5 separate regions of the Mus musculus genome follow, and regions 2, 3, 4 and 5 are each linked to region 1. Evidence: chromatin loops called from intact Hi-C (ENCODE). Cell type or tissue: heart. All regions are shown on one strand. Links, peaks and the distances in the headings refer to the core of each region. The heading gives the core; the rest is flanking DNA.

The links. Peaks named below come from ENCODE experiments on the same cell type or tissue, not always from the same donor. Only the 100,000 strongest peaks of a DNase experiment are listed, where the experiment ranks them.
Region 2: a loop joins it to region 1, with 2.4 times the contacts of the local background. A loop is called at or near these places in 4 of 42 quality-filtered maps.
Region 3: a loop joins it to region 1, with 4 times the contacts of the local background. A loop is called at or near these places in 6 of 42 quality-filtered maps.
Region 4: a loop joins it to region 1, with 7 times the contacts of the local background. A loop is called at or near these places in 11 of 42 quality-filtered maps.
Region 5: a loop joins it to region 1, with 13 times the contacts of the local background. A loop is called at or near these places in 19 of 42 quality-filtered maps.

What each region holds. Positions count from the first base shown.
Region 1 is chr11:44,451,336-44,457,226 of GRCm38, forward strand. Ublcp1 (ubiquitin-like domain containing CTD phosphatase 1) reads right to left here. Exons shown (of 11, transcript NM_024475.5): 10 at 5,029-5,156; 11 at 3,236-4,280. The coding sequence ends at 4,253. Gm42073 (a long non-coding RNA gene) reads right to left here and starts at 2,956. Exons shown (of 3, transcript XR_879809.3): 1 at 1-2,956. In heart, for the core only: a CTCF peak has its summit at 2,265 (motif pointing left); no DNase peak of the experiment used is centred there.
Region 2 is chr11:44,396,377-44,402,267 of GRCm38, forward strand. Il12b (interleukin 12b) reads left to right here and starts at 3,687. Exons shown (of 8, transcript NM_001303244.1): 1 at 3,687-3,742. In heart, for the core only: a CTCF peak has its summit at 2,799; a DNase peak (open chromatin) is centred at 2,655; H3K4me3 peaks cover 578 bases; H3K27ac peaks cover 867 bases.
Region 3 is chr11:43,780,689-43,786,579 of GRCm38, forward strand. The region is part of intron 1 of Adra1b (adrenergic receptor, alpha 1b); the gene reads right to left. Among named protein-coding and RNA genes, the nearest start is that of Ttc1, 36 kb to the left of the region's middle. In heart, for the core only: a CTCF peak has its summit at 3,233 (motif pointing right); a DNase peak (open chromatin) is centred at 3,273; H3K27ac peaks cover 774 bases.
Region 4 is chr11:44,329,029-44,334,919 of GRCm38, forward strand. No RefSeq gene overlaps it. Among named protein-coding and RNA genes, the nearest start is that of Il12b, 68 kb to the right of the region's middle. In heart, for the core only: a CTCF peak has its summit at 2,626 (motif pointing left); no DNase peak of the experiment used is centred there; H3K27me3 peaks cover 1,316 bases.
Region 5 is chr11:43,763,947-43,769,837 of GRCm38, forward strand. No RefSeq gene overlaps it. Among named protein-coding and RNA genes, the nearest start is that of Ttc1, 19 kb to the left of the region's middle. In heart, for the core only: a CTCF peak has its summit at 3,048 (motif pointing right); a DNase peak (open chromatin) is centred at 3,205; H3K4me3 peaks cover 546 bases; H3K27me3 peaks cover 1,853 bases.

The DNA.
Region 1 (5,891 bases), core at 247-5,246:
TTCTTCTCAAAGCCTTAGAGGGGAAACCACAGCCAGAAGCAGAGAGAGGAGACCCCAGAACAGCTAACATTACATACTCATGTCAAAAGGAGGAGTAAGAGTAGATGGCAGAAGAGGTGAAGGGGAAAAAGGAGGAAGGACAACTACTATTGAAAGGCGTTTAAGTTTCGTGAGGAGCTCTGTTGTTATTTTGTTGGACAGATCTCGATACTACCGTATTCTACAGAAGACCTCACTCTCATTTCTAGTCATGCATGCCTAGCTTTCAGGTCTGAGAGTGGCCTGCCCTTTCTCTTCTAATGTCATGATCCATCCTAAGTCTTAGATCAATCAAAGAATCTCCAAGGGGTTCTAAGTTCAAAATGCTTGACATTCACACTAAGACCCACATGATTCCCCAAAACTATTCTAAAACTTAGACTTTTACATAAATAGCTAAGCATTTACTCTCCAAGGCACCTCTTAAGTTTTTGATGTACAAATACTTTAGTAGAAACTTGTATTATAACAATCTGTATCATAAAATAGTTCTGTTGATGACTTTGTGGGAGAAAATTCCACATAGACTTATTCACCATTCATGGTTAAGTCAGTGCTCTGTCGCTGTGACAAAGTACCTGAGATAAACAACTGGGTATCTGGAAGGGTAACTGGAGGTGTCAGCAAATGGCCAGTTGATTGTACTGTCTCTCCGTATTTGACAGAGATATGCTGGAGAATGCTGCTTACCTGTGTAGGCAGGAGGCAGAGTTCGTGTCTTACAGCAAAACCCAGCTTCCGTATCTAGCAACCTATGGCTTCCTTTATTTATTAGGTCAGTACCCTTAGAGTCTGCCACACCCACTCCAGTCAACTCTGTATGACAGGCCTAAAGGCTTGGATGCAGTCCCAAGGCAAAGAGTTTCACAGAAACTTAGCCTCCTGGAACCTTGGCATTCCCATAGTAAGAATGCTCCAAATTTGTCCCTGTGATCGTGTGGAGGGTCTTGCATGCTTTCTTGCATATTTTACTGGATAGGAGTTAGAAATCTCAGGGCAAGCTTAGCGAAGTATACATTACAGTCTTCATTACAGTCAGGTATGGCAGAATACATTGTGTATTAGAAGAAAGTCGGTGAGTTCTTCTGACAAATGGAGATTCCCTACAGATACTTAAAAGAGCAGCCAAATTACTCCCAAATGCAAGAATTTACCATGGCCTAGGAAGAAGGAGGGTTGTGGTTTAAGGAAGAACTACAGTACTGCATTATTCATGAAAAGGTCTGCTAGAGCAGAACCCCCTGGTGCAAGCTTTCACAGGGCTCAGAGGAATAGCATAAATTGTGACTAGGGTGTGAAATCCTCACCTGGCCCCTTCATTAGCTGACTCTAGATAGGGCTGATCTTATCTCAATTGTAAACACTGCCTGGTTCCTGACAGTCTTTTGTATGCATTTCTCTGTTTTGTGTCAGATAGCTTCAATGTACCTTGGCTGTTGTGTTACCTAACTTCTTTGTTTTCTTCTGTAATGTTTAAGTCTGATGCTCACTTTGACAAATTACAAATTACACCCTTTTCTCCAACTCCTGCGCACCTGTACTGGGACTCTGATTCTCCCACAGAATTGAGGGGCTGACTGAGGCAGGAGGCCGGTTGCTTTCTCAAGGCCCTGCCTCTGAGCACCGGGGTCCAAGTGTTCAACACATGAGTTTTGGGGAAAAAGTTTTGAGAATCATAATAGTATTTTACTAGTATTAATTACAATTAAATGATACTAAGCATTTTTTACAGCTTTTCTAGTCTCTTGCCTCTGTGTAGCTCTACCCCAACAGATGACAACTAGTTCACTTTCCATAATTGAACATGCTTCAGTTGCTTGCTATTTACCTGCTTGTTCGCCTATAGGGGAATAATAGGTACTACTACATATAGATACAAAGAATTCAATATCCCAGTGTTTGCTAATGCAAACTTAAAGGGCTCCTGGATCTCAAACCACTCTCTGAATGTAAGATTTCAAGATGGTATATAGTCATTAGACTAAATGTACACCCCTAAATATCAATTATTTTAATCTTGGAATTATGCCTGGCAAAAGTAAGATTTATGAGATATACCTTTGAACTGTCAACTGTGTGTCACAGAAAGAAGTCTTAAGAGTTAGAAGGTATAAAGGGTCTCATACAATGTGAAATTATTAATTACACAAAGCTCAAGATCCCAAATGGCCTCAGTGGTTAGTAACATACTGGCTCCAAACTTTGGTTGGAGTGCCACCTACTGGTGGGAGATGTAAAACCCCACCTGGCTAAATGTGGTTTCACGTCTGTTAAGAATGTGTTTGTTCTTTCCTGACCCAGGTTAATTAATAACTTATCCTTCATGTGCAGCTCACTGTGAAGTATGAAGCCCTTCTCTGTTACTATTTGGAACAATAAACTGTCATCACACATGGAAAATGAAACTAACCTTAAATGTTCTCTCTAGTCTAGAACCGGGGAGATGGCAGGGCCTGCATATAAACATGAGGACCTACCTGTGTTCAGATCACTGGCACTCACAGGAGCTAGAGGTCCTTCAGTGAGTAGAATGCTAGCCATCTGCGTACTAAAGATGAGAGGTCAGATCCCTAGCACCTACACACAAGACAGATGGCAAAGTCTGTAATCCCAGCACTCAGGGGATAGAGACAGGTAAATTGGCTTAGATTTTTTTCTATCTGATTCATCAAGAGACCCTGCCTCAAGTAAAGTAGAGAGCTATCAAAGGAAGTGTCCAATGTCAACCTCTAGCCCCCATGTGCACCCACACATCCACATGAGGAAAAAGCCAAACAATACAAAATGAGCCTAGCATCCTGCACTGGGGATGCGCACAGGACTGAGCCAGTCCTGGGGAGGCAGATCCTGGTGTATCAGTAAGAGCAACTGAAAAGGACAAAGGCAATGCATACATGAATAAACACGTAAACATTCTATTGGCCCTTAAATTTTCTTCTGAAAATTCCCAGATGCTTAAGAAACATTTTAATAAATTATTTTCATTACGCATGTTATCTAGCTGCTAAAATCATTTTGAATGTATAATGATATACACAGAACAGCACACATACTTGTTTGAGATCATAGTTGCAGCTGGTCTCCAGCTCTAATTCTTTCTGCCTCTGCATTTAATTTTCAGAGGTCCTTGCCTGAACATGGTTGGTGAACTGACAAAGAGGTAAAATATTTGAGACATTATAAAACAGATAACCAATGTTTTAAGAAAAGATATTTATTATTTACACCACTGAAATAGTCCCATAAGAACAATGTACACCTGTTCATTTAAAAGGAGCAATTCCTTTCAATACAAGAACTGTATAAAGCAATACTGTCAACATAAAACAACAGTCACATACATATTTGCAGGCTTAAGCATTGCAAGTATCAGGTATTTTTAATCTTATGGCTAGATGTTTGCTGCAACGGTGTTAGCAGTTACAATGACACCCGACTGGAGTAGGCAGAGATGCTATCCATGCTTCTGAGAGTCGAGTTGGTGATGGTGCCTTTTTACTACTGTGGTAAGCTGTGCTCATGACTAGTTTTAGGCAGAAGTGCTTCTACTCGGCCTTGTCCTGCTGTGTTATTTCAGTCTGCTTGTCCTGTCCCTGTCATGTAGGGCACAGCCTTACCACGCAGATGTCCTTCATTCTTAAGGAGCACTGACACAACACAGCTTCAGGATCTTCTGAGTAGACTGCAGGAGAGAAACTCTGACAAGGAAGGACAACTCTTGCGAGTTTTCAGCATAACAAACCAGGTCGTTACTTAGAAGCTGGTCTGGGGTTTTTGGTGCTGCTTTTGGTTTTAAGGGGGAAAGCACTAGCTAGTTTGAAGACAGATTTGGTCTCAGACTCAGGCAGATGATTATACAAGGAGACAAAAGCAGAAAAGCATAAGACAAAACTCATTTCCAAAGTCACAAGATGGCAATCGTAGATATATTTTTCTCCTTTTTTCATTTTCCTTTCCTTTTTCCATTTTTAGAGGATTTGGGAAACACCTCAAAAATTAATGCCAGAGAACAATTCTTCAAGAGTAAATTAACATAGAGGGAAGAGAACTTTTTGTTTGTTTGTTTGTTTAGCACTTTGTTTACAAAGCATTGGAAGACCACAGCTAGGCAGGCTGGCATCTGCTTCAGTGTCCAGCACAGCCGTGGTAATGCCTAGCAAAGAAACAGAGGTCCACAGACCTCCGGATCTTCAACTCTGAGTGTAACTGCTAACTACTGTCCTTGCTTCTTTGATAGATACCTGCAGGAAATGAGATAAACTCGTCAAAACAGAATCAGACTAAGCTCAGTAAAGCAATATACCTCTCATGCCAAAGGACTTATTTCAGGGCAGACCTTTTAAGATGAGTACAGTTTGTAATTACTTGTGGAGTGCTATGTTCCTCGTATTTCTCAGGCACAAAGTGAAGCGGGTCACCAAATCAGGCTGCTCAGATTTACAATTAGCCTTGGGAGGTTGTAAGCACCAGATACCACATCACACTGCCTACGTCCCAATATTACATAGAGTTGCGATTTCTAATTAACTCAGAGTTCATCTAAAGATCTAATTTTTCCTGCATATAGTGAAATAAAAGATACTAAAGGAGGGCATACCTGAATGCACACATCCCACACATAAAATATATTAACAAAACAAAGAATAAAAGGACTCTAGTCAAAAACATAGAGAAGGCTGTAGCTCACACAGAGACCTTGCCTTAAAGAATCATGGTGGGAGGAGTAGGGAATTCAGAGAGTAAGCTGATTACTGTCCCAAGTGACTCCAGCTTCTCAAGTTCCTACTACTGGAATATTAAAGACCCGAAGGAATGTGGGTTTATGAAAAAGTTAGGGGTTAGAGGAAATACCTTTGAGGGGACTCCAGTAGACTGAAAAAGTGGTTTCAGACTTTTCCCACCTTATACAAAATTCAGAGCACAGTTTGGCACTGCCAGTGTGTTTTCACTCATTGGTCTCAAGAGTAAAGCGACATAGTTAGCAGTTACCTCTCCCAGTACTTGTGATTCAGCTCCAAGAAGTCATCAAGCTTAGCGATCTCCTTGAGGTACTGAGTGAGCTTCACCAGTTCCTTGTCTTTATCACGGTTTAGATGAGCTTTCATGAAAGGCCTTATCTGTCAGAAAATGAACAAATCTCATCAAACTTCATCTTGTGGCAAGAACGTTAACAAAAGCCTGTGCTACTCCGCCATTTCAGTCAGTTGCTGAGGCTAAAATACCAGTGCAAGTGACTCTCCTACCACCTAAGTTTCTAAGAAGTCATGGGTATTATTTAAGCTCTTCCACCTACCTATTCTCTCTCAGCCTAACTGACAGCACAGCCTCTCTTAGCCTGGGGTCTACACAGCCACTTCTCTCTAGCGATGCTGCTCACACTTCGCTTCCTTCCGTCACCTGAGTGCTCTCCACTAACTCATTTCATTGCCACTGTCTATTGTGGACAGAGCCAGCCGAGATCTGAGCTTGGCCTGAGCACAGCGGGGTTATCTTTCCCAGAGCACTCTCTCATGAGCTTTCTTTATTTGCTGTGTGCCTGTGCATACCATATGCACACAAAGAGGACACTTGCAGGAGTCAGCTCTCCCCCTCCGCCATGTGGGTCCTGGGGAGGGAACTGCCATCATGTAGGCCCCACTCTACACTTCTATATGCTGAGACTATTACACATTCATACCAGTTTTCTGCCACATTTTGCCATAAACATTTTACTTCGCCATTTATTTATACAGACCGGTCTCCATAAAAAGGGCAGTCAGTTATGTTCTCCCAAATTGTAAGGTTGATGTATTTTATATTAATACTTCATTTTAAAAGCATTACTTCAAACTATAAAAGTCAGGAACACAAAC
Region 2 (5,891 bases), core at 267-5,266, 55 kb before region 1:
CAGGTTATAAAACTAGGATGGTGAACTAATGAGACGCCTCAGTAAATAAATGTGCCTACCTCCAAGTCTAACAACTTAAGTTCAGTCCCTGGGAGCCACACAGTAGGAGAGAACCAACTGCTACATGCTGTTCACATAAGTGTGCATAAACACATACATATACGCACGTGCACACATGTGCGCACACACAAACACACTAAAACTATATGATTTAAATTTAAAAAAAACCCACTAAGATGAAGAGCAATCAAGGAAGCCATCCCACATCAATCCTGGCAACCGTACATGTCCTCAGTCACACACATGGATGTACACAGCATATGAACATATATAAAAAGAAACCAAAGCTGGGCATGGTGGCATACGCCTTTAATCCCAGCCCTTGGGAGGCAGAGGCAGGCAGATTTCTGAGTTCGATGCCAGCCTGATCTACAAAGTGAGTTCCAGGACAGCCAGGGCTATACAGAGAAACCCTGTCTCAAAAAAAAAAAAAAAAAAAAGAAAAGAAAAGAAAAGAAGAAACCAAATATTTTTTAAGAATGATACATGTTAGTTGTAGACATTTTGGAGAAAATAGGAAGCCAAGCCATTGAAAATAAATACATAAACAAACAAACAAACCCCGAAAATCATCTAGTCACACGCTGACTGACACATGCACTTGGGGTGTTTTCCCGGTCTGAGCTTCTGTAAGGAAGCAGGCAGGAGCAACAACCATAGCCTGCGGGCAGACACATCTTTTGTAAATGATGGACTAAGAAGGAAGATTTATTTCTCATTGTCTGATTACCTGATTTCTTCCTTCTATGTCAGCACAAACCACCAGACTTACCTGGCCAATACCTATGATTTATGGCCTCCTAGTTGGTCTATCCACTCCTCTGTGATCAGGGCTCTGTGCCCAGCTCAGCTTTCAGTCACTGTAAGTATATTCTCCTCGGGAAGACTAGATTACAGTTGTCCAGGGGACTGGAAGAAAAAGTTCTGGGAGCTTCTAAGACAACTTTGCTCTTAGGAGAGATGCACATGATAAAAGCTGTCTCCTCTCTTTTCTCTCTCACTCCTTCCTTTACTCCTTCCCTCCCTCCCTCTCTCCCTTTCTTCATTTCTCTCTGAAACACAGACACACACACACACACACATACACACACACTGAATGTCATCCTGGATTATCTGTTATCTGGAAATATGGAGTCATCTGGAGAGAGAAGCTAGTTGGCAGACTAAGCCAAGTCTCTAACTGATCCAGATGTGGAGTCAATTCTGTTAGGTCCAGCAAGAGACCAAAGCCATGGATGTACTCACTAAAGGCTGCTGAAGGGCTGCAGAGATAACTGAGTGGTAAAGCTATCGACTAACATGTGGAAAATGTGTGTTCATAGAAACTCTTGTGGCTGCTTTTGAAACTTGGGTCGTGATATAATCCAGGCCTGTTCATTTCCCAACCACTACATAAAAGGAATTTTCAGAATCATCATATAACAAGATCCTACTTAAACAACCAAATATATACAGGGGGCACAGGCGGCTCAGAGGAACACACATCAAAGCACAGGTAATGTCTACTGCCAGGAGTCTCTATGTCAAAGCTTCAGCTTCTTATTCAAGGTGTATTTTGCTTTGGAGTTTTTGACAATAGCAAGGATGCATGTTTTGCTTTGCATTGTCTGAAAACTAATGTTTTAAAGCACACATGATTTATATTGTATTAGAAAAGTATACTAAAGGCTTATAGCCATCTTTTGATAAGGGAAGGGGCCTTTTGGTATTACATACATACATCTGTACGTACGTGTGTGTGTTGGGGGGGAGGGGTTCAATCACAGCCAAGTAGCTTCAGCCTGATTATGAGCCACACTGTTATTCTGCACATCATTCCCTTGTGTCTTGTATTCCTCTAACTGTTTTTGACCTAGCCCCAAGAGCTACCTCAAGCCCCCTCCCCCCCCCCTAGCCTTCCCTCCAGCTCCAAATAAGCCCATGGAGCTATTCTTCGGCCCCATATTGCTTTGTTCGGTTTTCCTCATGAAATCGCTTTCTTGTGGCTCATAATGATAGCTTGTCTAAGCTCAGGGGACATTTGCATGAGCTTTGCATGTATGTTGTCACAGCTTGTCTCAGCTCAGGGGACATTTACAACCCTGCACTGCAGCAGTGAGGCTAAGAGGAGTTATGTACCTTGTCAAGATCCAGTTCCTCGAGAGGCCAAAGATGGTGCTCTAACGAACTCCCGATCTGTCCTTGGGAGAGATGGGCAGAGGTAACCATGAGCTTTGCATGTAGGGTCAGTGTGACCAGCAATCTTAGTCACAGAGATTATGGCTGTCCTCAGAGATCCCCTAAAACTAGCACATTATTTTTTACTGCTATTTCACTATGCAACGAAACCTACTTTGTTCACTTAAGAATGATCTTGTATGCAAAACCAGTTTCACTCGAAGCCTAGGAGTACAGGGATGCCACTAGCTAGCTTGCTGTGACTGATGTCTCCACCCTCAGTTTGAAGCCGATCAGGACCAAAGAGGGATTGCAGCTGGGCTGCTGGAGTGAGGAAGTGTGTGGCTGGGAAGCTCCGCAGTTCTCTCCCCCTCCCCGCGCCCCAGGCAGACTGACACTTGGAAGAAAGTTAGGCCGGAAATCTACACCGCCCGAAACCTGACAGGGTCCAACCTCAGCCCTAGGAACTTCCCAGGAGGCGGGAACCCAGGCCAGGGACAGGAATGGAGAAGCGGCGGGTTGTGTCCCTTGCGTCCCAACCGCGAGGATGTCCTCGCTTCGCGCCCTCTATCGGCGGCTCTGAGAGTGGCTCTCATCTGTATGCGAACTGGATGTGCAAGAAGAGCTAATATTTCTGAGCACGGATGAGGAAGGGAGGTAACATCAACTTACAGGATTGCACACCTCTTTGCAATTTTAAACTCCTCAAGAAGAGAAACTACAAAGGGTTTATAGGACCACAGACACGTTATTACTGAAGTGAGAATATAGTATGGGTACCCAAAAGAGTGACCTTTGAATCATCTGTACGCTTGCCTATGTCTAGCTCAGTTCATGCTGCTATCAATCCATGAGTAAGGACCTATAAGCATAAGAGACGCCCTCAAAACACTATGACTTTTATTAGTTATTCACCTCCCCAGAGCTGTCCCTGGATACAGACAACATAGGTATGAGGTAGGGGGTACGTGGAGCCAAACAGGAGGTAATACCTTCTGAATTTAGATGCTAACAAGAAAACATGGGGAAAGGTGGCCCAGATACACTAGGCCCTTTATTCTTTGGGCCTGTAACACCTACTTATTTGATTGTGGCATGAACCATGAACTCGGTTTGGGGCAAGTCCTTCCTTTTTCTGCAGTCTGTGGAATCGGGAGAGGTTAGCCATTGCCGCCTCTATTCACCTTAGGCATGATGTAAACAGAAATTAGTATCTCTGCCTCCTTCCTTTTTCCACACCCCGAAGTCATTTCCTCTTAACCTGGGATTTCGACGTCTATATTCCCTCTGTATGATAGATGCACTCAGGGAGGCAAGGGGGGGAGGGAGGAACTTCTTAAAATTCCCCCAGAATGTTTTGACACTAGTTTTCAGTGTTGCAATTGAGACTAGTCAGTTTCTACTTTGGGTTTCCATCAGAAAGTTCTGTAGGAGTAGAGTATATAAGCACCAGGAGCAGCCAAGGCAGCAGAAGGAACAGTGGGTGTCCAGGCACATCAGACCAGGCAGCTCGCAGCAAAGCAAGGTAAGTTCTCTCCTCTTCCCTGTCGCTAACTCCCTGCATCTAGAGGCTGTCCAGATTCAGACTCCAGGGGACAGGCTACCCCTGAACCAGGCAGCGTGGGAGTGGGGTAAGTGGATTCTGGGAGCATCTCGGATGGCTTTCCCCGCTGGTGGAAACCAGGGGCTTTGACGACAGGGGCTTCAAATAGTCATTTAAAAAGTCAGCTAATTACAGATGTGATGGCGCACACCTGTAATCTCCAAATCTGGGAGGCAGGAAACAGAATGCACAGGAGTTTAAGGCCAGATTCAGCTGTGTAATGAGTTTGAGAGAGTCTCAAAAAATTGAGCTACTAATAATATGTGCCAAGCATTGTGGACAGATGTGTATTTGATAGAAAGGTTTGCTTTGTCTATATAGACACATATACTATGTGCATTTTCTTAAGTATTAATGCATATGTGTTAAGGAGTGTTGTTAAAATTCTGTTCTTGCCTTAAGAGTGAAACTTAAAAAAAAAAAAAGCCTTTCATGTACCCCTTCAAGCCTAAGCTCATCACTGAATGTCCTACCTGTGATGGCCTTTAGAATCAGCTATGATAATCAAAGTGGAGAGCTGGGTTTGGGGGTTCCTTTGGATTTTAACTAACTTTGCCACCTCTTCAAAACTGGAAAGCCCAAGGCATGTTCCAAACTATTTCCTAAAGGGTTCTAAAATCTGTGAGAAAGGGAAGGCTAATCTTCATGGGTTGGCTTCCTCTGCTTGCCCAGGTGAAATCATGAGCACCAGATGGGGCAGGGTGATGGGGCAGGGTGACATCTTGCTTTCACCCAGGGATCACTGAGCCTCAGCTGGGGGCTCCGTTTGTTCAAGCAAGGCATTTCAAGATGAAGTTAGGTCACCCCCAAGAATTCATTTTGCTGAGATCTGAAATACTGTGATTATTGCACCAACAATCCATGGACTCTCTCTAGGCTAGATTCTGGATATAAGACTAGACAGATATGACCTCTGTCACACACCTCGGTATGGGAAAGGGGGGACAGACATTAAAGACGTAATCAAATGATTGTCATTTCAGCGATGCTGAAGGGGAAGAGTAGCTATTTGGGGTCCTGTTTTCATTTGGGGCTCAAGCTGGCACTTTCTGTGGATCATTTCATGAACTCCTAACCTGACAGAGTTATTTTTAATCTAGGAGTACAGGCTTGACAAAGTCAACACAACTTGTCAAGGTCACATAACTAACAAGTGGCAGACTGAGGTCTGTTTGGCTGTAGAACCAAGGCCCTTTGCCCGTGCCCTCCTTGCCATCCCTGACAGCCACGCCATCTGTACTGTGCATTGTTGTTTCTGGGCATTTTTATTTTTACATATCATTTCTCTTTTAAATTAAAGAATAACAGAATGAAACTTGCAAAAGGGATGTCCACTCAGGCACCCGCTGGCAGCAATGTTTGGAAGCATTTGCATGCTCTAGGGAGCTAGAGTATCCAGCCCAGGGTTCCTGTGCTCTTTGCACAAGACTTTCAGGACTTAAGAAAACTAATGAAAACAAACAAACAAACAAACAAACAAAAAAGAATTGTTAAAACATAGCATATGGAAGAATTGTGGAGTGAGAGGGAAACAAAGCCCAGCATCTGCCAATCAGCCTGAAAGCCAAAGCCTGGCTACATACTGCACACTTTTTTGCTTGTGCAGATTTGATTAAGAGGCGACCTGCCATCATCTCCACCCTCTGCTGGTCTTCTATGATCTAAGATGTAGGTGATGCCGAAATGAAGATTGTTCCTTGGACCATTGCCAGGGCTCCCTTCAGCCTGAAATATGGTTCACGTGTGATGCTCAAGTGCATCTGAGGCTGACAGAGGAAATGCTTGGCATGTAGCCAAAGGGGAAATCCCTGTGTTGAGAGCATATGAAGAGATCACCAGGAGATGCCAGGAATCTCTGCCTTTTTTCCCTGCCCAGAGTCCTACCATCTGGGTTTCACAGCCGTGTATAATTGCATCACCTTCTCTGGGCATTTCTCTCTACAGCCTGGCAGATTTTTATTTTTCAACCCAGTGTGCACAAAACAGAAAGAATTTCAATTTTTTTCCTTAGCTTTTTACTAGTGCAAGGTATTATACAATGTCATCTCACTGCATGCCCAATAGCTCTTGA
Region 3 (5,891 bases), core at 397-5,396, 670 kb before region 1:
CAAGAGTGATGGATATTGGAGGCCTATGTACTCCGTTGGGAGGTATGTGCTGATGAGAACAAAGCCAGGCAGCATGTCTTGTTGCATAGGAACCAGTCTGGTAGCTATGGACGCAATGTGACCAAAGAGGGGAAGGATTGAAAGCAACACAGCCTTTTTTCTGAGGATAAACATGAAACCTTGCCTGGTGTCAAGCCTGTTGAAGATGGCAGTGAATTGAGCAACAAATGGATCCTTCCTTTTAAGGACTACACAGAGCACAATACCGCTAATGGCAAGTGTTCTCCTAGGCCATCTTCCACACTGTGAAGATTGTGTTCAAGACCCTGTGCTGAAACTTTGTTAGAAAGCACCCTGTTATGGCCATAGCCTTGTAAAGTTTAAGCAAAGACCTGAGGATAGATTTTCTCATGCAAATCTGGAGTCATGTGCAATTCATTCTTGTGAGTATAAGGCATTCTTTCCTCTCAAGATAATTTGGGCAGTGTGAGAGATGAGTATAAGGCGGAATTCAAATGACCTGGCCTGGTGTCCAGAATTGGCTGTTGGACTTTAGAAGTGTTCATGAAGCCTGCTACTTTCTCATCTATCAAATGCGAACGGTAACTGTTTCATAGAATCTTCTTTTGAGTATGTGAGAGTAATTATGTACATGGGGTAAGGTGTAGTGACACACATTGAAAATCCCAGCTCTCGGGAGGTGGAAGTAGGAGGAGCAGGAGCTCAAGGTCATTGTCAGCTACATATTCAGTTTCAAGGTCAGCCCTGGCCACAGGAAGCCCTGTTTCAAAACACCACCACCACCACCACCACCACCACCACAACCACCAAAAATGAAACAGAAATGATAAAAAGGAAGAAGTAAATGAGAAAATAGAAGGAAAGAGAGGACCATGTAAAATTCTTATTATTTGCTCTGACACTTTTTAACCCTATAACAAATGATGGGCCTTTTGAAACGCACGTGGTCCGCATATCAGTGGGAGGAGGATCCCAGCTCTTGTAAAAAAAAAAAAATCTGCGACTTTGCGCTTCTATAAAATGGTTCAAGAGATTTGCTTGTGACCTACTTGTAGCCTCCCATGCATTTTGCATCTTCCTTAGGTGACTGATAACAAATCAATAACTCAGAATCTCGCATGATATAAGTGACGCATAAATGGCTGTTATACTGCGCAGTGTTTAGGGAAGAGCGAGGGAAACAAGTTGCATCTCTCCAGTAGAGCTTCGACCTTTGCCCTCAAATGTCTATGCAAATTTATTCTTTTGTTTATTTTTGTGCTAGGGGCCACATGCCAAGGAGTAGGTATACAGTTCCAAGGGCATCTTTGGGGAGTCAGTTATCTCCTTCTTCTACGTGGATCTGGGGTACTGACCTCCTGTAACTGTGCCTAGCGGCAAGCCCCTTTGCCCACTGAACCTTCTTCCTGCTCCACTCTTAATGCTTTTAACGCAGGGTTGGTTAAACTCTCGGATGCAGGACTGGAGGATACAGAGGGCCAACACAGCCTGCCCAGTCTTCAGCCTCCATCAGGAACTCTGCTCTGATCTACTCCAGTCAAGTCAGTGTGGTTTCTTTATCCCCCACCCTGCTGAACACATACAGGCTGGTCCCATTTGGCCACTTAGTTGCTTGTTAATATTGTCAAGCTATGTCCCAGGGCTGGCTGAGGCCTTGTTTACTAACTAGATTGTAAATCCCTTCTGGACAGGAAACATTATTTTCATTTCCCCTCCAGATTTATATATTTTCTTATAAAAATGATAATGCTGAGTTAAAATGACCGGTTACAAAAATAAATGTATAAAAGAATAAAAAAAATCTTTCTCCAGTCAAGTTCGGAGGACCAGAGTTAACAGTTGTGGTTTTCTTCTGTGATTTTTTTTTCCTTAAATGGGGTCCAACTCCACCTCTCTTTCCCTAAATTGCTTGGCTCAGTCACTTCTCCTTGTCTGGGTCTATATCGTTTCTTCACCCCGACTACTGCCATGTCACATTCCAATCTGGATGCATAGTAATTTCTTTAACATGTCCCCTAATGCCAGTCAAGCAGGTGATTGATCTCCAATATTTAACTGTTCCAATCTGCAGCGATTAAAAAGCCTCAGGCACTCGCTCTTTGCACATCTGTTTCTGTAGGCTAAACTCCCCTGTGAGGATCCTCTGGGCCAACTGTACTGTAAGCTCTGACAGCTAGCTGCATTGGCTTCTTAAGGGCTGTCCCAAGCTTCCCTCCTGCTGGACTGTGTGCTGTGACATCCTCCGTACATTGCCACTCTGGGTTCCTGTAGCTGTTCTGGTCTTTCTTGTCCCCTTTGCACTGTGCATTGTTTTCCTGTCTCTTCCTTCAGACCCTTGCATGGTACCACCCGATCTCCAGTAAGCACTGTTTCTAAGACAGAGCCTTCACTATTCAACTCTGGCTATCTTCCAGCTATCTGGGAAGCGTATAGACTGGCTTTAAATACATGGTCCTTAGTCTCCACAGTGGAGACGTACAGGCATTTGCCAGCATGTTTGTGTCCTGCGGTGATTTCTTCTATTGTTTGTTAACTTTTAAAGATAGACTGTCCTGTAGCCCAAGCTCATTATGTAACTGAGGGTGACCTTGGACTCTGGATCTTTCTATGTTTACCTCTCAAGGGCTGGGATTACAGGTGTGTGCCACCACATCCAGCATCCTCAGAAATTTCTGACAGGGAGTCGTGTGTGTGTGTGTGTGTGTGTGTGTGTGTGTGTGTAATTGTTTCAGGGTTAGAACCCTGAATATCCTTCCTGATATATCGACTTTCATACTGTCCCTAGGGACCTCAGGTTCTCATCAGTAAAATGGAGTTAGTAGAAGCAACTACATCCAGTGTTGTTTAGGATTGAACTAGATGCAACTTGTTAAGTCCATAGGGGCATGCTGTAAACCAGGTCTCTGCCCCACAATCAACTCCAAAGTAATAGTCATTTGCCACATAGTAATTACTCCTGTACTGATGGGTCTTGTAATTTCACCAAAAATCAATCAATCAATCATCAATCAGTTAATCAATCAAATAAACAATAAATAAAGAGGAAAAACCGTTGGGACCTATGCTTGATATCGTTACATATAATTTTGATTTAATTATTTCCCCATCAGTTTCCTTTCTTGGATTTAGTAATTCTAGCTGAGTACTTAGTATCCTCGAGAAGGCACATACTGCTCCTTGCTGGAGGTGGGGTTGGGTATGGGCTTCCCTTGGCTCACCACCAGGGGGCACTGTGAGTCCAGGACTGTTTGGCCCCTGGTACAGATTCCAGGAATATTTTGACTTCTTCCCTAGGGATCTTTACTCCCAAATCCTGCTCCCTGCCTCCACCCCAACACACATGAGGACTAAGGCTCTACTTGCTGGACCAGCCAATGCCCTGGTAGGGTACAGAAACCCATAGTTAATTGGAGAAGGTGCTAAGCCTCTTTGGCATGAGAGAAGATGGGCCATGTGGATCTTTTCCCCTGGGCAGATCCTTCCTCAGGAGACAGGAATAAGTACAACAGGAAAAGCAGGTTCCTGGAAGGCAGGTGCTCTGTGCTGTGGCTCAGGCTGCAGAGGGTTCTCTGACAGTGTCACTAACTCACTGTGAACGCTCCCTGGTCTCTGAGTCTGGCTCTGCTTCTTCCACTATCGAAGCAATTCCAGTGCTTCAGGTTCTGAATCTTAGATTGTTGAGCCTTGGCAAGTCTCTTAAGTATGCCTACTAAGTGAAGGAGGGCGACTCACTCAAGACCACTCAGCTTGGAGAGCAGCAGGTAGCCACTAGGACCCGTTCCCGTTGATTGGATCCAACAATGTTTGTGGAGCAGTGGAGTCAGGGATTTGAAGTTCTTTTCTGAGGTCATAGATGGGCAAATCTGCATTCTCAGGAATGGGGTGAGAGAAGATCCCCCCTCCAGTCCCTGAGGGAGCCGCTCAGATCCCTGGAACATGGGAGTTGCTTTCTGCAGGGATAAGGTGACTTTAGTTTTGCTGAGGGCTTTGTGCACAGAAAGCTCTCCCTAAGTTTAACTCTCATGGATGCTGTGAGCACATTGACGCACAGCTTTGGCTCTGCTAGCAGGCTGCCACCAGGAAGGGGACAGTGGTCGCAGTCCACAGGCAAGGGTTCTCACTAGAACGCTTTCTCACACTTAAGTCCCATGCTGGGTCCATGTGATCTCCGAGCTCCGGGAGCTGCATGAAACCGTCCTGTATTTTCCTCAGAAAACAGACTACAGCTGGCATGGCAGTTGTAAAAGGACCAGGAACTCTCCAAAGGCCGGGACTCCTGACCTACCTCAAGACTAGGTTGACTAATTAATGTCAGTCTGAGCCACCACTAACACAACGCTTTTCTTTAAATCCATTCACTTTTGGTACCTGAACTATGGGGTACAAGAAGGAGACAGGGAGATTAATAAAAAAAAACTGTATAAAATTTCCACAAGGAAACCTATTACTTTGTAGGACAATTAAAAATATATAGTCTGATAGATGCATACAAAAGATACTTTTGATTAAATGTTTGTAAGTGCTGAATCGTTACTTTAATGAGACATAAATTCATAAGCTATGCCTTTGTGTTTGTGCTGTATATGGTGTGTGTGTGTGTGTATATATATAATTTGTACACTCATGGAGGCCAGTGGAGGGCAAGTGCTGTCCTTTCTCACTTTATACCTTGTCCTATCAAGACAGCATTTCTCAGTGAACCCAGGGCGAGGCAGGTGACCAGTAAGTCCCAGGACATTTGGCTCTGCCTTCCCTTCAAGGAGTGAGGTTAAAGGTGTGTTGGGACCATGGTTTGACTTTTTACATGGCTGCTGGGGATTTGAACTCAGGTCTTCATGCTTGCATGGCAAGCACTCTTACCCACTGAACCATCTCCCCAGCCCAGAACTATACTCTTAAGAGAAGCTTTTATTACTCATTGAAAATATGAATCATTTGCTATAAATGGAAAGCCATAGTTAAAAAAAAGATAGAAATACAACATTCTTAGTACTTTTTGGATTGCTCCAGACTGGCAGGCCTCAGGCCTGCTCTCCCTTCCTCAGGAAGAAGTTAGTATAGGTAGAGATGAGTTGACATTTTGACCTTAAAGTGAGAGACATTCCTTTTTGAGGGACCTAAAGTATTTAAAGATGTGAACTGAGACTCCCTTTTGCCCTGGGAAGCTCAGTCCCTGGCACATAGTAGATGCTTCATAAATATTTGATCAATGACTGAATATCTAATTCAGAGATTCTTGTGCCATTTATAGCTGTAATTTGAAGCTAACACATAGACCTCGGAAACATACATCTGATTTGATTTGACCCGCAGTAGAGATATCCCTGGGAAACACTGTTAGTGACCCCATGGCCAATTCTGATTTCCTTGGCAGTCTTAGGATCATGCTTTTTAAGCAGACCTAATGAGACAGCCCTCTGAAAGGGCTGGGGTGGGGGATGAGACCTTAGCACTTGTGTGAGGCATTTCTATTATTTTCCTCTACCTTCTGTTGTGTGCTAGGAGGAGGAGGTGAGGCTTAGATAAGAAGGGATAACGTTGGGGAACAGATGTTCTCCTAGACCCAGCTACGTCAATTGGCTCTTAGGGGCTTTGAGTGATTTAGGAGGTTTGTGAAGTGTAAGGATCAAAGGCTAACACCCAGCAGGGCCCGTTCAGAGAGAAGCATGTTGGTTGGACATGTTCCAAGGAGGTCATCCTATAGGGTCTATTCCACAACTCTGAAGAGTAAGCACTAAACATTCAACTTGCTGTGAGCCAACGACACTCATTGCAACCACAGGGCATCCTTGTAGAACCACAGTTACTCTTTAACAAAATTCTTTCTTTGTACCAATCACTGGGCTAAAAGCATGACCCCCTTTTGCCTG
Region 4 (5,891 bases), core at 637-5,636, 120 kb before region 1:
GACTTCTATTCTACACTAGACCCAACCTCAGCACCTGGTCTGAGGTTAATGGATATCACTCCAGACTCTACAAGTATCTCTTCAAGGCCATGACAACTTTACTTCAGTAGAGCTAGCCATGACTCCATTTGGTTCAAAAACTATAGAAGGATGCTCTTGGGGATCAAGAGCCAAATACCTAGAGCTTAGCTGTGGTGGAGCTTGGAACATTCACTATCCATCAGCAACTGCTGTGGTGGGGCAGGTAGGGAGAAGTAGAATCCTAGAGACTCATATGGCAGAAGAGTGCCAAGCAGCAGGCAGACTGGGGTAGGTTCTCCTGGCTGGCTCTATCAGGCACCAGCCCATGAAAGCCTTTCAGGCTTCTGAAACCTTGTCTATGACCAGGTGCCTTAAGGGGCTGGGGAGAAAGGCAGGATGACAATTACAGAATCGGGGAAGAAAGAAGAACCAATCACGAAGCAGAGCAGGCTGGGACGGGATCCTCTCTGGTCCCTTACTTGCTGGATTCTAAACTCATCTCACACTTTGTTATAGTTTGGTGAGAGAGATTATGAAATATTTTTTTAAAAAAAGGGGTGAGTAATGTGATCCCTAGGAGGAGGAGAAATAAATCTGGGTGTGGTGCACAGACACAGTCTTTTGTCAACATCTTAAACCTTGGGAATTATTCCAGCTGTCTGTGGATTAGATTGTGGGTAGATCGAGCCCACACTCACAAGACTGAAACAAGATGACTGCAGCACATCTAAGGCCAGCCTTGGCTAGCGTGGGCTAGAGTGTAGCACTGCTTCAAAAGAGAAGAGAAGAAGGGAGAAGGGAGAAAGAAAAAAGAAAGGAGAGGAAAGGAAAGGGAACTCGTTCTGCTACCACAGTCCCACATCCCCGACATCGGAGCCCTGGCTGTGGCTGGGTGGCTGGCTGGCCTAGATCCTCCCAGGGGTTAGCAGTATTTTTCTTTATTGGTGATGGACATGAGACTCTGAGATGACTGCCACCCTGCAGAAGCTCTGGGGTTCTGTAGATGGCATTTCCTATCCTAACCCTGCCTCTAAGCCACTGCCCTTAGCCAAGGCTGCTGCCTTGCCATGTTTCAGTTTCCCCTTCCTCCAAGTGCAGTTCATGACAGGTAACTCCTCTGTCTTTTGATGTCCCTGAAACAGAGGCCACATCTCTCCCCTTGCCTTTGCTGCAGGCGTTTTCTTCCAGGCCTTCCCCTTCCTCATCTCTCCCTCCTGAACCCTTAGCAGACCCCAGAGATCTCCCCACATGACACCACGGTTCCAGATGTTCCCCAGTCTCTGTCACACATGGCTTCCTCCTCCTCGTAGTCTTCTGAAGGGATACAAAGCTATCCCACAAATGCCACCTTAAGAGCAAGTTATCATTTTGTCGCATGTTTGATTACTGGCCCCTTCTCCACAGCAAACATCAGAGTCACAGCTGGCTTTGGCTTCAGGTTTGTCGCTCCAGAGCTGTGTGTCCTAGGCATAGTTGTTGACATTCTCTGCCCCTCACTGTCCCCACGTGAAAAAGTGACATCATAAAACATCTCATAGGGTTCGTGGTAAGAAAGTGCACACAAGCCCTCCAGCACCGTGCCCAGCTCACTCTGTGTGTGCAGTAGTTATGCTAATTGGCACCGCCATTAGCTCTAATAGTTTTGTGTCTCCAGAGGCTGATACTTGAAGCTCATTCCTCTCCAGTTCAATGAGCTTCTAAAATACAATTCTTGGGGTTGGCGATGGCCCTAAGGAGATGCAACCCTCACAGGCTTTGCACAGCTCCTCTCCAGCATCTCTGGACAGAAGAGAGACAAAGGGAAGGATGAAGGATTCGATGGTGTTTCAAGGAGGGTCCATCCAGTCTTGACCATGAGCTGGGCTAACGCATGGAAAATGGCCAATATACACTGAAGGTTTTTCGAATGGTACCTAAGACCCTCAGGCATATCCTCCCTAGGATGCTCCTGACAAATGTGCAATGTCATCCCTCGCTTCTATTTCCTAGTCAGCACCTAATCAGGTGAATCACCCAGGGCTGCATAGCCAGAGCAAACAGTCCAGGTTCAAACCCCTGGCCAGCCTCACCCGAAGAGGTAGAGTGGGAGAAAGGGGGCACTTGCTCAGTCGCTAAAAGAACACACCCCCATGATGGGGCAGGAAAAGCAAGCCATGAAAATGTCCTGTTTTATTTATGGAAAATTAATTCAGCATGCAACTTCATTATATTGCCATTTCTCGAAACATTAACTCCCATCGATGCTGTGAATGTCTGGGAAGCTACAAAATGTCCTTTTTTTTTTTGAAAACCTCCTACTATCTGTAAACATCCAAATTTCAGACCAACCTAGATTTCCTTTTCTCTTCCCTTGACCAGTGGACTTTACATCTAGAAGGGTCCATGGGTCAGTGTGTCTTGAGGATGTTTCCCAGCAGCCTGTGAGCAGGAGGGGCAGAGAACACTTTAATCATTCGGTGAATTAACACCCCCTTTCCTCCCCCCCCCACCCCGCCCCTCGCTTTGGCTTTAAATGCCCAGCTACAGAATTATCGTCTCCAATCCTAGAAATGGTGGAGCAGTGTCTTTCTTTCTCTTGTCGGACATCGCCCTCTAGTGGTCAAGCCTATAAATGAGAAATAGAGAACCGAATGAACCTGAACCTATAGGGACCACTTCCCTCCCTCACTGCAGCTTTCTGTCTGCTCTCTCTTTTCTCTTTTTTCTTTTTTCTTTTTTCTTTTTTCTCTTTTCTTTTTTCTTTTTCCTCTTTTCTTTTTTTTAAATCACTGCTTAACAGCCTATTGTATGCCACGCAACAAGGAGTCCAGATGCATCAAGGATTCCCTGATGGTTAGTGACTGGCTTGCTGATGCCTACCCTGACAGTCTGAGGGGAATGGTCCAGATCTCAAGTCCCAGCTCTGTCCCTTAGAGCCTCAAGATCAAGCGTGTCAGTTCTACTTGCTAGACTTCTTTTTCTTACCCAGATTTCCCATTTCCAAAAGATATACTTTTACAAGTCTTCATTCTGTTTTCACGGCCAGCCCTGCGGGGCTTGGCTTTGACTCCTGGTTCTGACAGTGACCTACCTTATCACCTTGGGCAAACTGCTTAGCTGTTCTTAATATCTTTCTTCCCGACTGTGAAATGAGCACAATTCCTGACTTGCACACAATCATTCAAGTTCACGGCTGTGATGTAAGTGATATTCACCCTTGGGGGGTGGGGGGGCGGGGGGGGGGGGAGCTCACAAACATAGCCCACTGGCCCTTTCCCTTACTGAGTCAGGACTCTGAGGCACTTAACAAGCTGCCTAGGGGATTCCATCACATGGTAACCCCCAAGAACAAGTTCACTGGGCTGGACTGTGACTCTATAAACGTGGCTGTACTGAAAGGTGTGGTTGTGAAGGAGACTCCGAAGTTCAAGGTTATTCTTCACTGCTGAGTGAAACCTGCCTCAAAATACAAAGGAAGACAAAAGAAAGAAAAGGAGGATATGGTTAGAGAAGAATGGAGGAAGAAAAGAAGGAGGAGAAGGAAGTAGGGAAGAAGTGGGGAGAGGAAAAGGAGGTGAGAATGAAAGAGGAGAGGGGGAAAAAAGAAAGGAGGAGGGGAGGAGAACGGTGGAAAAAGAGGAGGAAGTGAAGGGGGATGAAGGAGAGGAAGAGGAGAAGGATGTTGGGAGCAAAGGAAAACATCAGGAAAAAGAGAAGAAAGAGGAAGAAGGGAAAAGGAGGAGATGGGGAAGAATGGGAGGAGAGTGTGGCTCAGTGGTAGAGCACTTCCCTAGCAAGCTCAAGACCCCAAATTTAATCCCCACAGAAGAGTGATTCCCCCCCCCCCCAATGTCCCTACTAGATTCCAATGCAGCTGACGTAAGGCAGAACCCAGTGCTGGGATTTTCAGGAATCCCTAGGTGATTCCAATACACAGCCAGGCTTGACAGACACACCAGTGATTGACATATGCTAAGAGCTTGACCAGTGTTCCAAGTCTCTCCAGGACAGCCATGTGGTGAGTGAAACGCATGTCGCATGTCGTTCTTCTTTATTGTTCTTATTTCACAGCAGCACCTCTCTGGGTGCCAGGTGACACAGACAGCAGTTACCACACTTAAACAAAAACACAGCGATTGCTGAGTTCAGAGGCAGCAATAATACCTCAGGCCAATTAGCATATTGCACTGCTGCCCCTCCCATTATGTAGAGAATTCCAAGCCTAGGGGCTGCAGACCCCACAGGGATTAGGACTCAGAGACTAACAACCGTGTCTTTCTCTTTTTCATACGAATCTAAAACACCTTCCATAATCTGTCTTGGAAAAGAAGTAGTGCCATAGAAACTTCTAGAAAAGTAATTGTCTGGTGAGACTACTTTAAGAATGCTGAGACATATTTGAGGCAGTGGGAACTTCCCTGACTCCCCGTGTCCCTCTGTCTATTTAATGTCTTGTAGTAAGACTGTGTGATTCTCCAGTCAGCCTCAGTTTGGAGCCAGCAGTCCCTGCTCCAACCAGTCCCCTCCTCTTGCTGGACCCCTCTTTGCCATGGTCTCAGCTGGCCAGCTGTTTCCAGCTGTGCAAGCAATGACAATACCTAACAAGGTTTTGAGCAGTGCACCTGCTGTAGGCTAGGACTGCACCTATTGTTACACAGGCAAGGATTGTGGAGGATGAAGGAAGAAGTCCTTTTCATATCCTGCAGCTACCCAACCCCCAGCTTCTCCTTAGCCCCTAGGAATGAGACCAGGAAAACCCATGGGAATCTTGTCAAACCACTCTGGGCTTTGAGGAGGGAGGAGGGAGGGCTCTGAACAGCCCACAGGAAACCAATAGCAACTCCCTTTTACCCTGAACTCTCTATGCCCACACACTTACCACAGCCACCTTTTCCTGATGTATGTTTTATCCCGGTAGTCTTCTGGAGTATAGAGGAGGGGTTAGGTATTTTTCAGAGACCCTTTTCCACTAGATGAAGTGATCTTCACCACCCACAGGTGTTGAAGAACATGCGAACCACCAAAATGGAGCATCCGAGGAGCCCACAGATAGACAGCCCAAATGTAGCCATACCATGTGCTTTGCTTGACCAGAAAATATTTTTGCTGTTATTGTTTGGCTGGCTGGTTTAAGGGTTTTTGTAAATAAAAGGATTCTGGACTGCAAGCCAGCTTCCACGATAAAGCTGGATTTCAGGGATAGGAGAGACATCTCCACATAGCAACAGCTGTGATCGTTGCTGCTCTGAACCTAATGCCCACTGAGCTACTCGATTCTTATACTCCTGCCCTGGAGGCTGTAAGTACACACACAGTCTTCCTCATCCATCCCCAGGATCAATCTGCTCCATCTCCAGGGCCAGGGGCTTCAATCCTAGTGCCTGAGCCAGGCTGGGCAGTGAATTGCCCAATGGAAAAAGCCCAACAATTGATGCTCCCAGGGCTGCTAAGCAGATTGAAGCCTCCAAGAGCAGTCTATGAAGCTACAACCCTGACCAGCCAAGGTCACCTGGAGGACAACAGCATCATTGATTTGTGACAGCATCAGAATCCATGGATAATTTTTTCCTTCCCATTTTCCTTATGTTTCCCCTTAATTTTCCCCATTTCCTTTCCTTTCTTTTGTTTATCACAAGGCTTTTTAAAAAATTCTGGCCACACAGAAATTTACCTAGGTAGCCTTCCCAAGCTCCAAAACCAATAACCTCCATACTGTCCGATCTCATACGTGGGAACCTGCGTCTTTTATGATTGCCTGTCTATCTCCCCCTTCCCACTTCCTTAAATATTTCTCAGCCTCATTGCTTTGCATTTTGCTCTGTGGCCTCAATCCTTCAGCCATGCAAGCTTGCTCCAGCATCTCTGGCACTCAGCCTGTCCTTGTTATTATT
Region 5 (5,891 bases), core at 561-5,560, 690 kb before region 1:
CTTTCCTTCCTCCCTCCCTCCCTCCCTCCCTTCTTTCTTCCCTCCCTCCCTCCCTCCCTCCTTCCTTTCTTTCTTTCTTTCTTTCTTTCTTTCTTTCTTTCTTTCTTTCTTTCTTTCTTTCTTTCTTTCTCCTTCCTGCCTGCCTGCCTGCCTGCTTGCTTGCTTGCTTTTTACTGGTTATTTTATATACATTTCAAATGTTGCCTCCTTCCTGGTCTCCCCTGTGCAACTTCCTTCATGCCCCCTGCTTCTATGAGGGTGCTACCCCAACCACCCATCCACCCACCCCCACCTCCCTAGCATTTCCCTTTGATGGGGCATCAAGCCTCCACAGGACCAAGGGCCTCTCTTCCCATCGATGCCAGATAATGCAGTCCTCTAAATTAATAGCCCTTTTAGATCTTGTGGGTTTGTTTTGTTATTGTTGCTATCACGTGTGTGTGTGTGTGTGTGTGTGTGTGCATGCATGTGCATGTGTACATGTGCATGCCACAAGGAGTGTGTGTAGAGAAGAAGACATCTTGGAGATACTGGTTCTGCTTCCACCATGAAGGCCCTGGGGGTTGACTTCAGATTATCAGAAAACACCTTCACCTGCCAAGCCGCCTCATCAGCCTGGCCATTAGATCTATAGAGCTCAGGCTGGGAATAAACATCTTGAAAATCTCCACTTTGAGTGGCTTCTGGAAATGATAAGAAGAAATCGGAGTGTACTTGGACTCTTGGGTCATTTCTGCCACACTTGGTTTTCACGGGAACCAACTCCATCTGCCACATCCTCTTGGAAGAGTAACTAAGATCAGCAGTGTTAGTAGCTATCTGGAAACACTGTTTCTGGAACATTCTCTCACCTCAGGAGGATAAAGTGGAAGCTGAGAAGTTGTGGCATTCACTGTCTTGCAATTGTCTTTGAGGGATTCTGTAATAGAGTCACTTCAAAGTCCCCATAATTCCTCAAGATCAGACAAAAGTTCTCGGATTGGAAGACAGATCTTCCCTCCTCAGTGATAATTTCCAGACCACAGGCCTCTTTTTGGATCACCAGGACAGTGACATAGTGACATGGCTAGGATTGGAAGCAGCTGCTAACAACCTGAGTCTTAACCAACATTTTATCCACAATATATATATAATATATATATATTTTACAATCTTGAGGGCCATAGCTTCTGTTTTCAATTCCTGGGCAGTAACATCAGCAAGCAACACACGGCTCAATAGCAGTGTAGTGTTGCTCAGATGTCAGCAGTTAGTATATCCACAGCAGGGCCTTTTCTGTCTCTACAGCCTTCTACTAGTTAAGTAAACTTCATATCATCACTTTTCCATTAAATACAATTTCTTTCTTTCTTTCTTTCTTTCTTTCTTTCTTTCTTTCTTTCTTCCTTCCTTCCTTTCTTTCTTTCTTTCTCGAAACTCAGAAATCCACCTGCCTCTGCCTCCCGAGTGCTGGGATTAAAGGCGTGTGCCACCACGCCCGGCCCTATTTATTTCTTTATTTGAATTCTGAAGTTAAGTCTATCTATGTAGCCCAGGTTGGCCTAGAGTTCACTTATACTCCAGGTTGGCCATAAATTTGTGGTAACCCAGACATCTCAGCCTCTCAGATATGAGAATTATAAGGAAGCCAAAATCCTCCTCTGGCCCCCTGGGCATCTCGCTCATGTGTACCTATGCCTCCAGCTTTAGTGATGTGCACCTTATTGGGGTGGGGTTGACCCACACACGGAGAGTTAGCATTTTCTCAATTCAACAATCAATGTGAATATCTTTCTTCCTGCACAGTTGGACCACTGCCAAGCTTCTGACCTTTTTAATGTCCACGTACAACCTGAACTTCACCATCCTTTGGAAGGCACACAGACTGAACCTGATGCTTCTATCTCAGCACTTTGGAAAGAGGGGGAAAGACACGATCTTCCTCTGAATGTGAGAAAATGTATTGAAATGCCTTACGTAGTTTTTGCTTCAATTAGAAGTCCCAAAAGGATCAAACATCTTGGCAGCTGATGCTCCATTGATGGATGCTAAAAGGAAAAGTTCTGTTTTCTTTTTAAATTAAAAGCACTTATGTGCAAATAAAAAGTATCAGCCAAAAATAAAGGTATTAATAAATTACACTTTGTCAGAATTAAATATTCCTGCATTTTAAAGGACATAATTAAGGAATTCAAATACACGGTATCAACTAAGAGAAAAGAACATATACATAAAAGGAGTTGCATGTTATGGAAATAAAAAGAAATCTTTAAAAAATGATTGGATGTGTGCACTTGAGTTTGGGTACTTGTAGAGGCCAAGAGAGGTTGTCAGACATGAATGCTTGGAATTGAATCTAGGTTGTCTGAAAGAGCAGCAAGTGCTCCCAACAGCTGAAATATTTCTCCAGTTCCAGAAATAAGGAAACCTAACATCTCAGCTTGAAATAATATATCTTGCTAAGATGAAAATATCTATTAAAAATGAGCAGACTTGAACACACCATCAAAAAATGTATGGAGGGCAAATAAGCAGATAAGACATTTGACGGTACTAGTCATTAGGGAAATGCAAATTCAAGCCACAGGAAGAGTACCACCAACCTGTTAGAATGACTACAATTAAAGCCGACTAATGCTCTCGGAGCTGGTGAGGAAGCAGAGTAACTGGCTGTCTTATGCCTCGTTGGCAGGAAAGCAAAGTGGCCAGGCAATATTAGAAACAGCCAGGCAAAATCTGGAAAGTTGAATATGCATCTGCCAGATACCCTGGCAATATTGCTCAAGAGACTTTGTGTGTGTGTGTGTGTATGTGTGTGTGTGTATCTACAATTCATAGCATTATTAGTCAGACTCAGGAAAACTACCTCTTTTCCAGAAAAATATCCCACTCTGAGTAGTATTTGGAGGGTTCCTAGACTTGTTGAAGCTAACACACAGATCCCAAGTTAAGTACCCTTAACCTAGGATTCCAGAACATTTCCCCAACTGAGAGTCAAGGGAAGAGCTGCAGAGAAGATCCAAGCTGAATTGCAGAGCAACGTTTCATTCGCGTTGCTTACTCGTATTGGACAGCAGATGGCGCGCCCGCCTGCCTGAACGCCGGGCAGGTTGCACTCTAAGAACGCGGTGGCGCGCGAGGGGGCGTGGCGCAGTGCCTCTCACCACCTCGTCCGAGAAACAGCTTCCAAGTGTGCGTGGAGGAAGGACGCCAGATTGCAGGTGGCTAGGAGCAGCCCCGGGGGGCCCCCCTCTGTATTCCTTCCTAGCGTTGAGCTGTAGATGCGGCGTAGCGGTGGAGAGATGCGCGTCCCTCAGGGTGCTTGGATGCGGTGTGCGAGCAGAGCTCTTGGCAGTAAGCACAAACCACAGAAACCTGACTGCAAATACTTCCACATGCAAAGGAGGAAACCGAAACCTTCCTGCGTCATTTAAAAGGAACGAAAGCTGGAGATGTAGTTCAGTGGTAAACTCTTGTCTAGCTTACGTGAGTGAGGGCTAGGTTCAATTCTCTGTACTGGCAAATTCAAATAAAATAAAACCAAACGAAAAGCATCCAAACAACTCTGTTTTTTTTTTTTTTTTTTAACCTTCTTATAGAGCGGTCTTTCCCCTGCACACTAGACTTCTTCCTTATTGTGGGCAGTGTGGTACAGGTAAACTAAGAGAAGCTTGACTGAAGACGCGTAGGGCTTGTTTTCTCAGCTGCTATCCTTGGCTCATCCAAGCAGGAGGGTAGAAGTTAGAGCCTGAAAAGCAGAGAGACGCTCAGCCTGGGCAGAGAAGAAGAGACCCCTCGAACTTAGTACTGGGGAAAGTGAGTCCCAGAAGGCAGTAGGCATTGTAAGGTTACTCAATTGGTTGACATGTATATCCCTCCGAATAAGGATGAAGGTGTCTGGTGTGCAGGCAAAACAGTGTTTTGTAGGGGGATCAGGGTTTCTAAAAGCCAGTTGTTTTCATGGGGTCATAAATTAGCCCAGCTCCTAAAGCAATGATGCTTTGCAGCAAGGGTTCTCAACCCGTGGGTCGCGACCCGTCTCGAGAGTTTGACTAACGTTTTCACAGCGGTTACATATCCAGATATCCTATCCTGCGTATCAGATATTTACATCACGATTCATACCAGCAGCAAGATTACAGTTATGAAGTAGCAACGAAAGTAATTTTATGCTTGGGCTCATCATAAAGCAAAAAACTGTATTAAGGGATTCCAGCCTGAGAAAGGTTGAGAAACACTACTCTAGCGCATTGCTTCTCAGCAGCCTGCCTGTGATTTCAGCACCAGGGAGAGGCAGAGGCAGGAGGATCACCTTGGCGTTCAAGGCTAACTTGGGTGAGTTCCAGGTCCACTTGTGCTAAAGTGTAATGCCCTGTTTCTGGTGGGGAAAAAGAAAAGATTCTGGCTCATGATCAACTGTGCCTCAAGAAGAAGGATGTGCAGACCAGATGCCCGGGTCTTCCATTTCCTAACCCAGTCGGGAGGAATGGGAGGTGGGATAAGTCCGTATTCTAAATAAGCATTCTGATTAATCCTTCCATCCTCCTCAATATTTTTAAAATAATTACTTATTTATTTTATGTATATGTATACTGTAGCCATCTTCAGACACACCAGAAGAGGGCATCAGATCTCACTATAGATGATTGTGAGCCACCATGTAGTTGCTGGGAATTGAACTCATGACCTCTGGAAGAGCAGTCAGTGCTCTTAATTGCTGCGCTATCTCTCCAGCTCCATTTTCCCCAATTTTTGCTTGTTTTACTGTTTTGCTTGAGGCAGGGTCTTGCTATGTAGCTCAACTGGCCTAACCCATGGACTAACCCATGCTACCCTTGGACCTCTGATTCTCCCATCTCCCCGGGGCTGCCAAGGCAAGTCTATACCACCACACTGGAAACTCGGAGTGTGAGAACTAGGGCCTTTTGGTAGTTCAGATGAAAGAGAGCCAGGTTCTGAGTTCCCAACTCTTTCCAAAGTTGATTTTTCTGCTACAAATGGTCAGATGTGATCCTGTAATCCCAGCATTTGGGAGGCTGAAGCAGGAGGACTTTTGTGAGTTGGAGGCTAACCTGGACTATGTAGTAAGTACCAGACCTTTTTGCGAGGTGGCTCAGCCACCCTGCTTGATGATTAAATTCTATCTCTGTGACCTACATGGTAGAAGAAGAGGGCCAACTCCTACAGACTGTCCTCTGACCTCCATATACTCATGGTGCCATGTGGGCTATTCTCTTATATAAATGAATGAATGAATGAATGTACAAACTCACAAATAAAGAAGAAAAACAACAAAACAGGTCCAGGACTGGCTAAGTTGGTAGAGAGGTTGCTAGCATGTATGAAGTCCTGGGTTCTATCTCAGCCCAGAATAAACCAGACCTGGTGGCATTAACCTGCAATCTTGGGAAGGTGGAGGCAGAAAAATCAGGAAGCCAAGATCATCTTCCATTACACAGTGAGTACCAAGCCAGCCTCAGTTACTTGAGAACCTATCTCAACACCCCATTCCCATTTTGTTACTGTTGGTAGTCCTGATCTATTTTAATAATATTAGCTGTGTGTTTCTTAAATGTCTCATATTTCTTTATTTCCTGCATCGGCTCATTGATCCTTCATATCATTGGGGTATAGATGATTATATGTTACTTTAGTTTTATATGTGAAGCACTCAGGGCTTAGGAACACCAAACCTCAGCAGAAACCAAAACCAAAATCAGCTAGCCAACCACAACAGAAACCACTGAGACCCGGGAAGGGTGTCCAACCAAAAAGGTTTAGATTAGTGACTTTTAAAAGCTTTGAAAGATAGGCGCAAGTATCTCATGGGGAATCTTTCAGTCACTGTGACCAGATGCTTGGTAGAAACAACTTAGTGGAGGGGGATTCCTCTTGGCTTATGGATTTAGAGG